Regions from separate parts of the Homo sapiens genome. Here region 2 is linked to region 1. A link is a contact called in ENCODE POLR2A ChIA-PET data. All regions are on one chromosome and are shown on one strand. Each heading gives the region's core, a stretch centred on a gene start or an enhancer-like site at or near the end of the contact. The rest is flanking DNA. Distances are from core to core; before and after follow the strand shown. Region 1 overlaps PEDS1-UBE2V1 (PEDS1-UBE2V1 readthrough). Region 2 has its middle 38 kb from the start of PELATON.

Region 1 (6,699 bases), core at 1,510-4,009:
AAATGAATTCAGTCCACATCATCTCTGCAGCCAGGAAAACACCTGGGCAGTTGTCTATAAGTGGACGTGGAGAGATGTCCAGGACATCTAGGTAAGTGCAAAAAGCAAAGTGCCAAATAGCAGCCATTTATGTTAAAAAAAAATCTATATAGTTAAGACCGGCTTTTCCCTTATTTCCTTTTAAAGTACTAGCATATTACATTGTTTTCTTTTAATTGTAAATTAAAATAAAAAAATAAAAGGGGGCCATGCATGGTGGCTCACACCTGTAATCCCAGCACTTTGGGAGGCCGAGGCAGGAGGATCATTTGAGACTAGGAGTTCGAGACCAGCCTGGCCAACATGGTGAAACCCCATCTCTACTAAAAATACAAAAATTAGCCAGGCATGTGGCGGGTACCTGTAATCCCAGCTATTCGGGAGGCTGAGGCAAGAGAATCACTTGAATCTGGGAGGTGGAGATTGCAGGGAGCTGAGATGGCACCACTGCACTCCAGCCTGGGCGGCAGAGTGAGACTCCATCTCAAAAAATAAAAACTAAAATAAAAATAAAAATAAAATAAATAAAAGGGGTTAGGCCCAGTGGCTTACTCCTGTAATCCAAGCACCCTGGGAAGCTGAGGCGAGAGGATTGCTTGAGCCCAGGAGTTCAAGACCAGCTTGGGCAACATAGCAAAACCCTGTCTCTATTAATAAACAAAACAAAACAAAAAATTTTAAACATTAAAGGAAATAAGGCCGGGTGCAGTGTTTCACACCTGTAATCCCAGCACCTTGGGAGGCCGAGGCAGGCAGATCACCTGAGGTCAGGAGTTTGAGACCAGCCAGGCCAACGTGGCGAAACCCCATCTCTACTAAAAATACAAAAACTAGCCAGGTGTGGTGGCAGGCGCCTGTAGTCCCAGCTACTCGGGAGAGGCAGGAGAATCGCTTGAACCCAGAAGGCGGAGGTTACAGTGAGCTGAGATCACGCCATTGCACTCCAGCCTGGGTGACAAGAGTAAAACTCCATCTCAAGAAAAAAAAAAATTAAAGGAAATAAAAACACCATGTGGGTGACATAGAACATGTGACTAGGGTATGCCCCAGGCAGCTGCTCCATAAGGCACAGAAGACCTTTAATGACAACAATTTTATCATGGGTGTTTAAAATATACTGAGCAGTTACTACATATCAGGCGCCTGCTGAAGTGATGTCCTTTTGCAGATGAGAAAACTGACCATCAGAGTGGTCAAGGAAGTAGCCCAAAGCCACCCAACTAGTCAGCAGAGACCAGAATTCCATGGCCAGAGGTCTGGCTCCTAAGATCCCGCTCTCGCCCCGCTCTATCCTGTTCCTGCTGCCCCTGGTCCCTCCCTCTATTCCCCATCACCCTATCACCTTGACGACATTCTGGGTCAGGAGCCCAGGCCCCCACTTAAGCAGCGGGGCCAGGCAGGTCCCTGTGAAGGGGTCAGGGCCAGAGCAGGTGAGAAGGGCTCCTCCTGTGTCCACCCTCTCTTCTTTTTAGGACTCTGTGCATGCTGTTCTCTTCACTCCCTGTGCACCTGACACTGTTCCTGCAGATCTCACCCTGGAAACCTCCATCTCCAGGAAGCCATCCATGATGCCTCCTCTGACCCCACACTCCCCCCACACGAGGCCCATTGCTCATGCCTGTGGCCTTGTCTACGTTTGTCTTTCCCTACCTAAATGTGAAGTCGGGAGGCCCAGAACCATGTCTGGCTCACTCACCAGGGCCCTGACACTCAGTAAATGCTTGCAGAATGAGCAAATTCCCAACCACAATCCTAACGGACAACTCCATGGCTTTGTCTCTGGGTGCCGCTCACCGACATACCTTGGGAAGGAAGTACTGGGTTCCCCATTTGTCATGATAGGGAAACTGAGGCTCAGGGAGAGAGAAGGCCTTCTCCAGGTCACACAACAGCAAGCTGCTCCTGACCTACCCTGACCCAGAACCAGGACAGCTGCCCTCCCCTGCCCCTTGAAAAGACCAAGGCTCAGAAGGGGAACGGAACACACCAGGGTTACATGCCCTTGGCTCCTTTTGTGCAGAAGAAGACCGTGAAGCCCAGGAAGGAGAAGGACCTCAACAGAGGTCACATAGCAGAGGTCACAGGGGCCTAGATCTCCTGGTTCCCCAATTCTCAGGCGAGGGCTGTTTCTCTTGAGCCACGCAGCACCCCCACTGCCCCAGCAGCCGCCCCAGCCTGGGGATCACCATGATCAGGCCCAGCAAGGCCTTCCCCTTTCTGATTCTTGTTTGTAGCCAAGGCCCAGGGCTCAGAAGCAGAAAACCCCGAGTGGGTGGGGTGGGAGGACACGGAGAGGCGGTGAGAAGGAAAGAACAAGTGAACCTTCCCGATCGACCTGCCTGCCTGCCCCACAGCATGCAGGGACAGGAAGTGGGCAGAGCCAACTGCAACATGATCAAATAACAGTTACCCTAACAATGGCTGACACACACTGAAGCCTGTCATGCGCTGGGGTGTGGCCCATATCGGAGAGGTTGCAAACTGACTCCCTCTGACATGTTTTGCCCTCAGTTTTAAAAAGTGAGCTAAATTTGAAAATCACGTAAAATTCCTAGTTTCCTGCTTCCCTCAACAACACAGGGCTCTGGCCACCCTAGGCCTAAACAATAAGTAATAGCTGCCCCCATCCAATGGGATATGAGCTCCAGGTTCACCCTGGTCCTCTCCCTTCCCTGGGGTCTCACACTGGGTGGCCAGATTTGGTGGCAGCCCTGGCTGGGCCCCTGCAGTCATCTGAGTTTTTGAGTCTGAGGCACAGTCTCTCATTCAAGTATCAGCCCGTCAAGGAAGGAACTGAGTGATCTCATTTCCTAGACAAGGAAACTGAGGTTCAGAGCTGGGTTTGGATCCCAGACACATCAATGAGACATGTTAGCCTGGACGTTCGGGGCAGTCCTGAAACCAAAGATGATCCAGCTCTCTCCCCACGCCATGGAGAACGTCCTCCAAATCTGAATATTTTTCCATCTAAACTCCATCTCTCTTTGGCCTCTGGAAGCTGGATCCTTCTGCAGACCAAATACCTTAATTCTCATCCATAAAGAATGCATACACAATGGCCGGGTGTGGTGGCTCATGCCTGTAATCCCAGCATTTTGGGAGGCCGAGGTGGGCAGATCACGAGGTCAAGAGTTCGAGATCAGCCTGGCTAACATGAACATGGTGAAACCCCGTCTCTAAGAATACAAAAATTAGCCAGGTGTGGTGGTGTGCACCTGTAATCTCCTAGCTACTCGGGAGGGTGCACCTGTAATCTCCTAGCTACTCGGGAGGCTGAGGCAGGAGAATCACGTGAACCCAGGAGGCAGAGGTTGCAGTGAGCCGAGATCGTGCCACTGTACTCCAGCCTGGGCGACAGAGCAAGACTCCGTCTCCAGGGGGAGAAAACATACACAACTTAAGTAGCTTTCACTGAGCAACTGGAACATGCCAGATACAGGGCTAAGATGATCTCAGCACCCCTCACCACCTCCTGGAGCTAGGGACCCTCTGTCCCATCCTTCAGAGAGAGAAGCTGGGCCTGGAGAGGTCAAGGCACTTGTCCAAAGTCACTTGAGGGTCACCAAAGTCACAGCATGGATCATCAGCCTGGCAGGGCCTGTGGGGTCAACTGGCCTAAACTGTATCACTTAACAGATGAGCAGACTGAGGTGGGGACAGGGAGGGTGGCTGCTCAGGACACAGGAGGCCCGGGCTGTCTTCTGGCTGTAGTGCTGAGGTCCTGCTATCAGAGCCAGCCCCTGGCTTGGCAGGGTTTGAAGATCTGAGCCAAAAGCAGTAGCCACTTATTGGCCTGAGGAAGGGGCTGGCCTCGTGTGGTAGGTATGGGGAGCTAGGAAGAGCAGGGGAGGCCTGGGGTCATGCCTTTGTCATCCTGCTTTCCAGGGGACAGGCTGCAGTCAAAGGCTTGGTGGGCCCAACTCTTCTGGTTCCAGGCAGAGACAAGCCCCAAATAAGCTGGACTTCTGAGGACCCCTGGCCTCCAGCAGACCCTCAGCCTCAGGGAGATGGGGGACAAGAGGTAGAGAGAAGGTGGGGATGAGAGATGGACAGAGGGACAAATAAGAGATGAGAGACAAATAAGGAATCAGAGCCATGGGAAGATGAGAAACAGGCTGAGTGCCGCGGCTCATGCCTGTAATCCCAGCACTTTAGGAGGCAAAGGTAGGAGGATCACTTGAGGTCAGGAGTTGGAGACCAGCCTGGGCAACATAACTAGATCCTGCCTCTACAAAAATAAAAATAAAAATTAGCTGGGCGTGGTGGCTCACACCTGCAATCTCGGCACTTTGGAGGCTGAGGCGGGAGGATCATTTGAGCTCAGAAGTTTTGGGTTGCAGTGAGCTGCAATCGCTCCATCACACTCCAGCCTAGGTAACAGAGCAAAACCTTGTCTCAAAAACAAACAAACAAAAAAACCGAAAGAAACAAAGATGAGAAACAGAGACAAAAGGAGCAAAAAACAGAAAGCCCATCTGGGGGACTGAACCCCTGGGTTCAGCTTTGGGAGTACAGGCCAGGACTCTCACCCAGTACTCCTGACACCCTCCACCTTTCCCTTCCCCCTGTGCCAAGAGCCTCTGTAATCCCCAGGGCAGGGGGCACCCACAGTTGGCCTGGGTGGGGTACAGGTGGATCAAGGACCGTGAGGCTGCACCCATGAAGCCTGGGGCACCTGAGAAGTAGCACACACATGGCCAGATTTCAGCTGGGACCTCCTGGGAAGCTGGACACCCGCCTCACCCTCTGGCCTGCCAAGCTGGCCAGGCCCTTCACAAACCCTGACATCTGGCATGAGGTGGGCTGCTGCTGGGAAACTCAGCCCAGAACAGGACAGAACGGCTCCTGGGTCCTGCAGGACCAGGGCTCAACCTCTGGGCCAGACACTTGGGGCCTGCGAAATCAGGCTGTGGCCGCCTCCCTGCTGCACCTGTCACCATTCCCTCAGCCCCATGCTGCTCTGGTCCAACTACTCACAGCTCCCTACACACAGAGGCCCATTCTCTGCCACCTGCCCTGCACACATGCTGTTCTGATGATCCGGAATACTCGCCCCCACCTCCCACACACTCACCCCTGGCTGGCTGACTTCCATAGTGAAGAGTAAGAACACAGAACCTAGCGCACCCCCACCCGGCCCAGTCCCGGGTTCCAGGCCTAGCCCTACTGCTGCCCGGTGCCCCGCCGTATGACCTCAGGCAGCCTCTCCCATTTTCTAAGCCTCAGGAAATGTTCCAACAAAAGTGGACTGGGTGCTCATGAGGGGCCAAGCACTTTAATCAAACCAAATAGGTTCAGTCCCTGTCCTGCTGGCCTTCCCATCAGGTGAGGGCAGATGCGGGCCTAACCCCGATCAGGGTGAGCTTTAGGAAGAGCATGCCTGGGGTGGGGGTTGGGAGGGGTTGCAGCCTCCTCCTCTGTGAATGCAGTTAATATCAAGGTACAGCTCACACGGTTGTAGTGGGGATGCACGGAGAGCAGGTGAGGAAAATGCCAGCACAGTGAGGCTCAATCACTCGGCTATGTTGATTGCCATGATTATGGCTGTCAACTGTCACAGTGCCAAACCACCTCCAGCCCCAGTAATCTCAAACATTCTGCTCCTAGAACCCAGGAACTTCTTCTACTCTTCCCTCCAGCCTACATGTGTCCTCCATATTCCCTAAACATGCCTGGCAAGCTCCCACCTCAGGGTCTCTGCATTTGTTGTTTCCCTGGTCTGGACCAACCCTTCTTCAAATATCCTCAAGGCTCCCTCCCTCCAGTCCTTCCTCCCTTCAGGCCTCACTTCGAATGTCACCTGCTCAGGGAAGCCTTCACTGCCCCCTCCCTAAAATGTCATTCCTGTCCCCAACATTTCAGATCCCCCTCTCCTGCTATGTATTTGCTCCACAGCGCTTGCCACCACTGGGCACGTGAGACAGTTATTTGTCAAGTTTATGGCCCGGCTATTTACTAAAATGCCAGCTCCGTTTTTTTCTTTTTCTTTTTTTTTGAGACAGAGTCTCGCTCTGTCATCCAGGCTGGAATGCAGTGGTGTGGTATTGGCTCACTGCAACAACCTCCGCCTCCTGGGTTCAAGAGATTATCCTGCCTCAGCCTCCTGAGTAGGTGGGATTACAGGGGCCTGCCACCATGCCCAGCTAATTTCTGTATTTTTAGTAGAGTCGGGGTTTCGCCATGTTGGCCAGGCTGGTCTCGAACTCCTGACCTCAAGTGATCCACCCACCTCGGCCTCCCAAAGTGCTAGGATTACGGGTGTGAGCCACCGCGCCCGGCCAGCTCCATTTTTTTCTGTCTTGTTCACCATTCTGCCCCCAGAGCCTAGAACATGGACTAGAACATAGGTGTTCAATATGCACTGAGCCTGGTCTCTCACTTTTTCAGGCCCAGAGAGGTCAAATACTTCCCCAAGATCACACAGTGAGCAGATAGAAGCAGAGAGGCCAGTGGAAAGGAAGTTGGAGAAACCAGTTTGGCAAGTCTCCTCCCCTACCTCCAGGTCTGGAGGAGATAAAGGGCCTTGATTGCAGATTTGGGGCACCAGGCTGTCTGCAGACTCTGATTCAGGCATGGCTGTTCTTCAGAGAGTGAAGGGCACTTGGGGAAACCAGAAATGGACAAATATGCAATTGATCGTGGTGGAGTGGGGAAACAGCA
Region 2 (6,699 bases), core at 1,594-4,093, 82 kb after region 1:
CTGGCCCCCGTCCTGGGCTGCCGACCCCGCCTTAGGCCAGAAGCTCCTTGGAGTCCACCCTCCAGTTCTCCCCCCGCCCACTGGGTGTTGAGTCACTCATGCCATGAGCTTCTTGCCCTCTGCCTGTGTTTTCTTCCTCCTTTTCTTGGTAAAACCACTGCCTTTTCTGATTGCTAAAGCTCCTCCTAGGGAGCAGGTGGGTGGCAGGGGAGACCCCACCATCCCACAGAACCGTCTCCACCGCTTCCCCATCCCTCCCACTCTCACCACGCCAGGCTGAGGTCACTGAGCACGAGGCCTGGATGGCAGACATGGTCAAGGTTGGGGGTTTAATTAATCATCAGGGAGCAGGCAGGGCTCTGGCTGGTCCAGGGCCCCTTGTCTGGGTATAGGCTGGTGGGTAGACTAGGGGAGGTCAAAGTAAATATTCTGGGAATGACGTTGCTTGCAGCCCATGGCAAACACAAACATGGAAAAGCCTATGGGGATGTGCAGTAATGGGGATGGGGTGGCAGAGGCGGGGATGGGGTGGCAGAGACAGGGATGAGTCTTGAGAGGCTTCATGGAGGAGGTGTGTCTGGAGCCAGGTTTGTAGATGGGAGATGAAGGACATGGGTGCTGGGGCCAGCTACCCTGGGCTTGAATCTCAGCTCTGCACCTTTCCCACTGTGTGAACTTGGTCAGGTTCATGTCCCTCTCTGAACCTCAGTTTCCTCATTTTGAAAATGGAGATGATTGGCTGGGCATGGTGGCTCACGCCTGTAATCCCAGCACTTTGGAAGGCTGAGGTGGCCAGATCACCTGAGGCCAGGAGTTCGAGACCAGCCTGGCCAATATGGTGAAACCCCATCTCTACTAAATACAAAAATTAGCTGGGCATGGTGGTACACACCTGTAGTCCCAGCTTCTCGGGTGGCTGAGGCACAAGAATCACTTGAACCCAGGAGGCAGAGGTTGCAGTGAGCCGAGATCACGCCACTGCAGTCCAGCCTGGGTGACAGACTAAGACTCTGTCTCAAAAAAAAAAAAAAAAAAAGAAAAGAAAATGGAGATGATAATATTTACATCCCCCTCACAGGGTGTGGTGATGACTGAGAGATGATGCAGATGAAGTATATAGAGCAGGGCCAGGCATATAGCTGGTGCACAATACATGCTAGCTATTTTCATTCTTACTAGTGGCATAGTAGAAAGCACTGGAATTTTAGCTTCAGACAGACCTGGGTGTACATTTCAGTGTTCTGCATCTCCCTGTTCTTGAGCAAGCTCCTCGCCTGTTTGAGCCTCAGTGTTCTCACCTGGACTTGGAGATGGTTTCACTTCATGAGGTTTGTGGTGAGGATGAGGCATGAAATTCCTGTAGATTGCTCAGCACAGTGCTGGGCACACGGTAGGCACTCGCTAAGGAGTGGTTGGCATCCACTGGTCTATGGCCCAGTGGTTAAGGCAAGGGTTTGTATATCAGGCAGACCTGGGTCTGAGTCCTGGCTCTGCCCCCATGGGCTGCCGTGAGGATTATATAGAGCTCTAGATGTAAAGTACCCAGTTTGGTTCCTGGTACCTAACAGGTGTGTGGACAGTGGGAATAAAATCAGGATCTTTGTGACTCTGAAGACCAGTGTTAGGCCACCCCGACATCCTGGGTGGGAAGGTGACTTTCTTCCATTGAAAGGTGGGGAAGGCTCTGGCCCTTTCACGGTAAGGAAACAGTTTCAGAGAGGCGACATCACTAGCCTAGGTGGGCACCTGGGTCTGCTTGTCCGTAGAGCTTGTCTTTCCAAAAGGGGAAATCTCTGGGTTGAGGGTGTCCCATGGGGCCCCTTGAGTGTCACTGTGCATGCTGCTGGAACAGCCTTTTTTTTTAAGAGGGTCTTACTCTGTCACCCAGGCTGGAGTGCAGTGGCGCAACCACAGCTCACTGCCTCCTCAACTTCCTGGGCTCAAGTGATCCTCCCACCTCAGCCTCCCGAGTAGCTTGGGACGACAAGACTGCATCATCCGCCTGGCTAATTTTTAATTTAATTTTTTGTAGAGACAGGGTCTTGCTATGCTGCCTGGGCTGGTCTCGATCAGTGATCCTCCTGCCTCGGCCTCCCACAGTGCTGGGATTACAGGCGTGAGCCTCCACACCCTGCCTGGAACACCCTTTTAGTGGTTAATGAAAGCAGGTGACACATACCGTGAAGAAGGCAACTCTTGGCATGAGGTTCTGGGACCCAGCAGTGTTCAGGGCCCGCCACCCCAGACTGGGGACCAGGGCATGGCTTTGTATGTATGGGAGGTGGCTTGGGGTCTTGGGGTTGGGGCAGACCCCAAGAGGCCTGGCCTGGGCCTTTTTCCCTCTATCCAACCAGCCCCACAGCACTCTGTCCAATTGTTTATTTCTTGTTACTGTTGGGCGTTTTGAGGCATTTCTTCCAACTGTCCAGAATCCGAACCTCCTTCCTATGTGTGGAGAATTTTCTGCTGTATGAGGCAGATGTTCTGTCTCCCACAAAGGAGGCTGTGAACATGAGCCTCAGATTCTGCCCCCTGTGGCCAGAGCATGGACAATTAGCTCGGCCATCTAGGTGCACTGTCCTGGGCCCCTGGGGAGTCCATTCAGGGTCCATCCAGAGGCTTCATTTATGCACGTCACGTCCTTCTCCTGCTCAGAATCCTCCCATAGCTCCCCATTGTCCTCAGGATAGACTTCAACTCCTGCCCGTGTCCCGCAAGATTTGACGTGATGGAGCTCCACTGACCGCCCCTCCTCTCCCTTTCACCCCTCCAACCACAGGAACCTCCCTCAGCTAAAGTCAATATGCCGAGCTGGTACCTGCTTCAGGGCCTGTACGTTTGTTGTTTCTTCTGTTACTATATCTCATTTCACAGGTGAGGAAATGGGGCTGGAGGAGGGGAGAAGGAAACAGGGCGTGGTGGAAGGAGAACTCCAACTGAGGTTGGGCTGGCCTTGGCCTGGGCCTCAGCCTTGTGGTAATCACAATCCACGCCAGAGACTGCCTCCTCCAGGAAGTCAAAACAGATCCTTTTTGTAGACGGATCCCTCTCCTTGCCTCTGCTCAGCCTGACTTAGGCATTCTCTCGGGCATTTGGGTGTGTGTGTGTGGAGGTGACATTGCCCCCACAGGGGTGGAAATTAATTCTTATGGGGTAAAAAACATCTTAATTTTTTTATGTATAAAGCGAAGATAGGCCGGGTGCGGTGGCTCATGCCTGTAATCCCAGCACTTTGGGAGGCCGAGGCAGGTGGATCATTTGAGGTCAGGAGTTCAAGACCAGCCTGGCCAGCATGGTGAAACCCTGTCTCTACTAAAAATACAAAAATTAGCTGGGTGTGGTGGCAGGTGCCTGTAATCCCAGCTACTCGGGAGGCTGAGGCAGGAGAATCGCTTGAACTCAGGAGGCGGAGGTTGCAGTGAGCAGAGGTGGCTCCACTGCACTCCAGCCTGGGTGACAGAGCGAGACTCCATCTCAAAAATAAATAAATAAATAAATAAAAATAAACTCACCTTAACTTGATTTGAATCCACGCAATACCTCAACTGAATTCAACTCAACAGAACTCCACTCATTGTGTTTAGTTGAACTCGACTCAGCTTAATGTGTCTCCACTCAACCCTCCTTTGCTCAGTTTGACACAACCCAGCTCATCAGCACGACTGACATCAGCCCTGCGCCCCTCCACTCAGCAGAGCGCAGTTCAGGTGAAAACTCACCTCTACCTGACTCAACTCAACCCAACTAACTCTGCTTAACTCACCTCACCTCCGCTCAGCTCAGCTGACCTCAGTTCACCTCAGTTTACTTCAGCTCAGCGCCACTCACTGCAATCCCACCCACCTCAGCTCAGCTCAAGTCAATCCTGCTCTGTTGAATGCTCAGCTCAGCTCCACCCAGCTCCTCAACACACCTCATCTCAACTTTTACAAGTTTTTTTTTTTTTTTTTTTTTGAGATGGAGTTTCGCTCTTGTTGCCCAGGCTGAAGGGCAATGGCTCGATCTAGGCTCACTGCAACCTCCGCCTCCCAGGTTCAAGTGATTCTCCTGCCTCAGCCTCCCGAGTAGCTGGGATTACAGGCATGTGCCACCACGCCCGGCTAATTTTGTATTTTTAGTAGAGACAGGGTTTCTCCATGTTAGTCAGGCTGGTCTCGAACTCCCAGCCTCAGGTGATCTGTCCACCTTGGGCTCCCAAAGTGTTGGGATTACAGGCGTGAGCCAACGCACCTGGCCAAGTTTTTATTTATTTGTTACCTTTTTAGAGATAGGGTCTTGCTCTGTCACCCAGGTTGGAGTACAATGGCAAGAACATAGCTCACTGCAGCCTCGACTTCCCGGGCTCAAGGAATCCTCTTGCCTCAGCTTCTTGAGTAGCTGGGACTACAGGTACATGCCACCATGCCTGGTTAATTTTCAAATTTTATTTGTTGTAGGGATAGGGTCTCACTATGTTGTCCAGGCTGGTCTCAAACTCCTAGCCTCAAGTGATTCTCCTGCCTTGGCCTCCTCCCACAGTGCTGGGATTACAGGCTTGAGCCACTGCACCTGGCTAAAGTCAGTTTAAGTTAAGTGTATTCACTCGACTCACCTCAACTCTCTCGACTCACAGTAGACCCCCACTGTGATTGCCACCTGCCTTCCCCAGACAGCCTCCAAGCCTTGCAGAGAAGGAGTTAGCCTCCAGGTGTTCCCAGTTTAGCTGGGGACCCTGACATGTCCTTTCAGCTGGTGCTGTCATATGGGAAACACAGGGCACCGCATGAGCAGTCTGTGGCAGCCCCAGAAAGCCCCAGATGGTTCCCCACAGAAGGAAGAGTCAGCGCAGGCAGAACAGTGGGAGGAAGGGTGTCCTGGGCAGAGGGAACAGCACGTGCAAAGTGGCCGAGGCAGGGTGGATGGAACCCTCTGAGACCCAGAGGTTGCTCCAGCTGGAGGGAGGAGTGGAGAATGAGGATGGTGTAAGTGTGGCCGGGGGACAGGCACAATCCCCCAGGGAGGACCTGGCCTGGACAGGGGGAGACACTGCAGTACTGAGCAGAGAAGTGTCATTTTAAACACCTTCCTGGCTGCTGGGGGACGCATAGAGCTCAGAGGTGAGACTGGACTTATTGTGTAGGGACAGAGCCGAGAAATCCAGCGCTAGGGGGCTGGTGGGGAGCAGACAGGTGGGGAGCTTAAGGAGAGAGTTTAGGAAATTAACCATAAAAATGACCAGAAATTGAGCACTTATTCTGGTCCAGTCCTTGTTTCCTTACCTTACAGGTATCAATGAATTTAATCCTCACAACGATTCCATGAGGTAGGTATTATTATCAACCCTATTTTGTAGATGAGGAAACTGAGGCCCAGAGAGGCCAAGACATCCTAAGGAGCGGAACTGGGACCTGAACACAGGCTTTGGTGCTCCAGAGGCCTCAGGAGCAGCCGGACATCTTATGCAAAATGCCCATGGCAGGTGCCTCCTGGAGGCCGGCCCCTGCCCCCCAGCACACAGTAGGTGCTCAGGGCCTTCTTTCTCTGTTTGTGGGATTTAAATCATCATCACCACTTGAGTTGGGAGTGCCCGTCCACTATTCAAAGGGAGAAACTGAGGCCCAAGGAAGGATTTGAGACACGGGTAGGAACATATTCTACAGACAGGCAGGTGGTATCACTGGGGTCTTCTTCAGCCATTGGGAATTTTTTTTTTTTTTTTTTTTGGAGAAAGAGTCTCGCTCTGTTGCCCAGGCTAGAGTGCAGTGGTATGATCTCGGCTCACTGCAACCTCCGCCTCCTGGGTTCAAGTGATTCTCCTGTCTCAGCCTCCCGAGTAGCTGGGACTACAGGCACACACCCCCGTGTCTGGCTAATTTTTGTATTTTTAGTAGAGGCAGGGTTTCGCCATGTTGGCCAGGCTGGTCTCAAGCTCCTGGCCTCAAGTGATCCACCCACCTGGGCCTCCCAGAGTGCTGGGCAGTGGCAGGGTTACAGGTGTGGGCCACTGTGCCTGGCCATCATTGGGATTTTGATTCAACGTGTGTGCATTGAACGGCCCTGTGTGCTGCTGTGGGGAGAGGATCCCACCTTCGTCCCTCCAATGCTGAGAATTCTCCCGTGGCTGCCCTCCGTCCCGAGGATGCAATCTGGGCTCCTCACTGTGCCCCAAGAAGCTCTGCTGGATCTGCCCCAGCCTCCCCTGCCTCCCTGGCCTCACCTCCCATGACTCTGCCTTCTTGCCCCTGCACCAGCCTCCTCCAGCAGCAGTCTCCCACCCCAGGACCTTTGCACGTGCTGTCCCTCTGCCTGGAACACTCTCCTCATGACAGCCCCATCTCCTCCATGGGTCCTCAACTCTAAAGTTGCCTCACTTCCTCAGTGTGGCCCCCCCGAGCACCTGAACTGAAGCCCCCCAGTTCTTATGTATCACATCACCTCATTGTTTTGCTTTTATTTTTCAATGTTCTGCTTCCTTGCTGGAATTTTCCTGTCTATTTCCTGCCTCCTGCAGGGGACAGAGCTACTGTAGGCAGGATCCCTGTGGGTCTTGTTCCCTGCTGTATCCCACAGCCCAGCACACAGTAGGTGCTTAATAAACATTCGTGGGATGAATGAATGAATGAATGAGTGAAGGAATGGATGGAAAGAGCTTAAAAATGTAGGTGTGGAGAGGAGGACTGGCAGGCCTGGGCCCAGGCTGGGGCTGAGGCCTCCTCTCCT

What was found. ChIA-PET counts read pairs that join two places held with the same protein, here RNA polymerase II (POLR2A).
Region 2: POLR2A ChIA-PET joins it to region 1 with 13 read pairs in OCI-LY7. The contact joins two enhancer-like sites. POLR2A ChIA-PET finds 5 or more read pairs at or near these places in 2 of 52 experiments (OCI-LY7 and activated B cell).

The regions. Positions count from the first base shown.
Region 1 is chr20:50,144,677-50,151,375 of GRCh38, forward strand. All of the region lies in intron 1 of PEDS1-UBE2V1 (PEDS1-UBE2V1 readthrough), which reads right to left. All of the region lies in intron 1 of PEDS1 (plasmanylethanolamine desaturase 1), which reads right to left. Among named protein-coding and RNA genes, the nearest start is that of PEDS1, 5.7 kb to the right of the region's middle. Within about 2 kb of position 2,760, at least 19 of the 41 ENCODE cell types and tissues checked have a DNase peak (open chromatin) inside an H3K27ac peak, as active enhancers do.
Region 2 is chr20:50,226,573-50,233,271 of GRCh38, forward strand. No RefSeq gene overlaps it. Among named protein-coding and RNA genes, the nearest start is that of PELATON, 38 kb to the right of the region's middle. RefSeq lists an enhancer at 1-274. Within about 2 kb of position 2,844, at least 2 of the 41 ENCODE cell types and tissues checked have a DNase peak (open chromatin) inside an H3K27ac peak, as active enhancers do.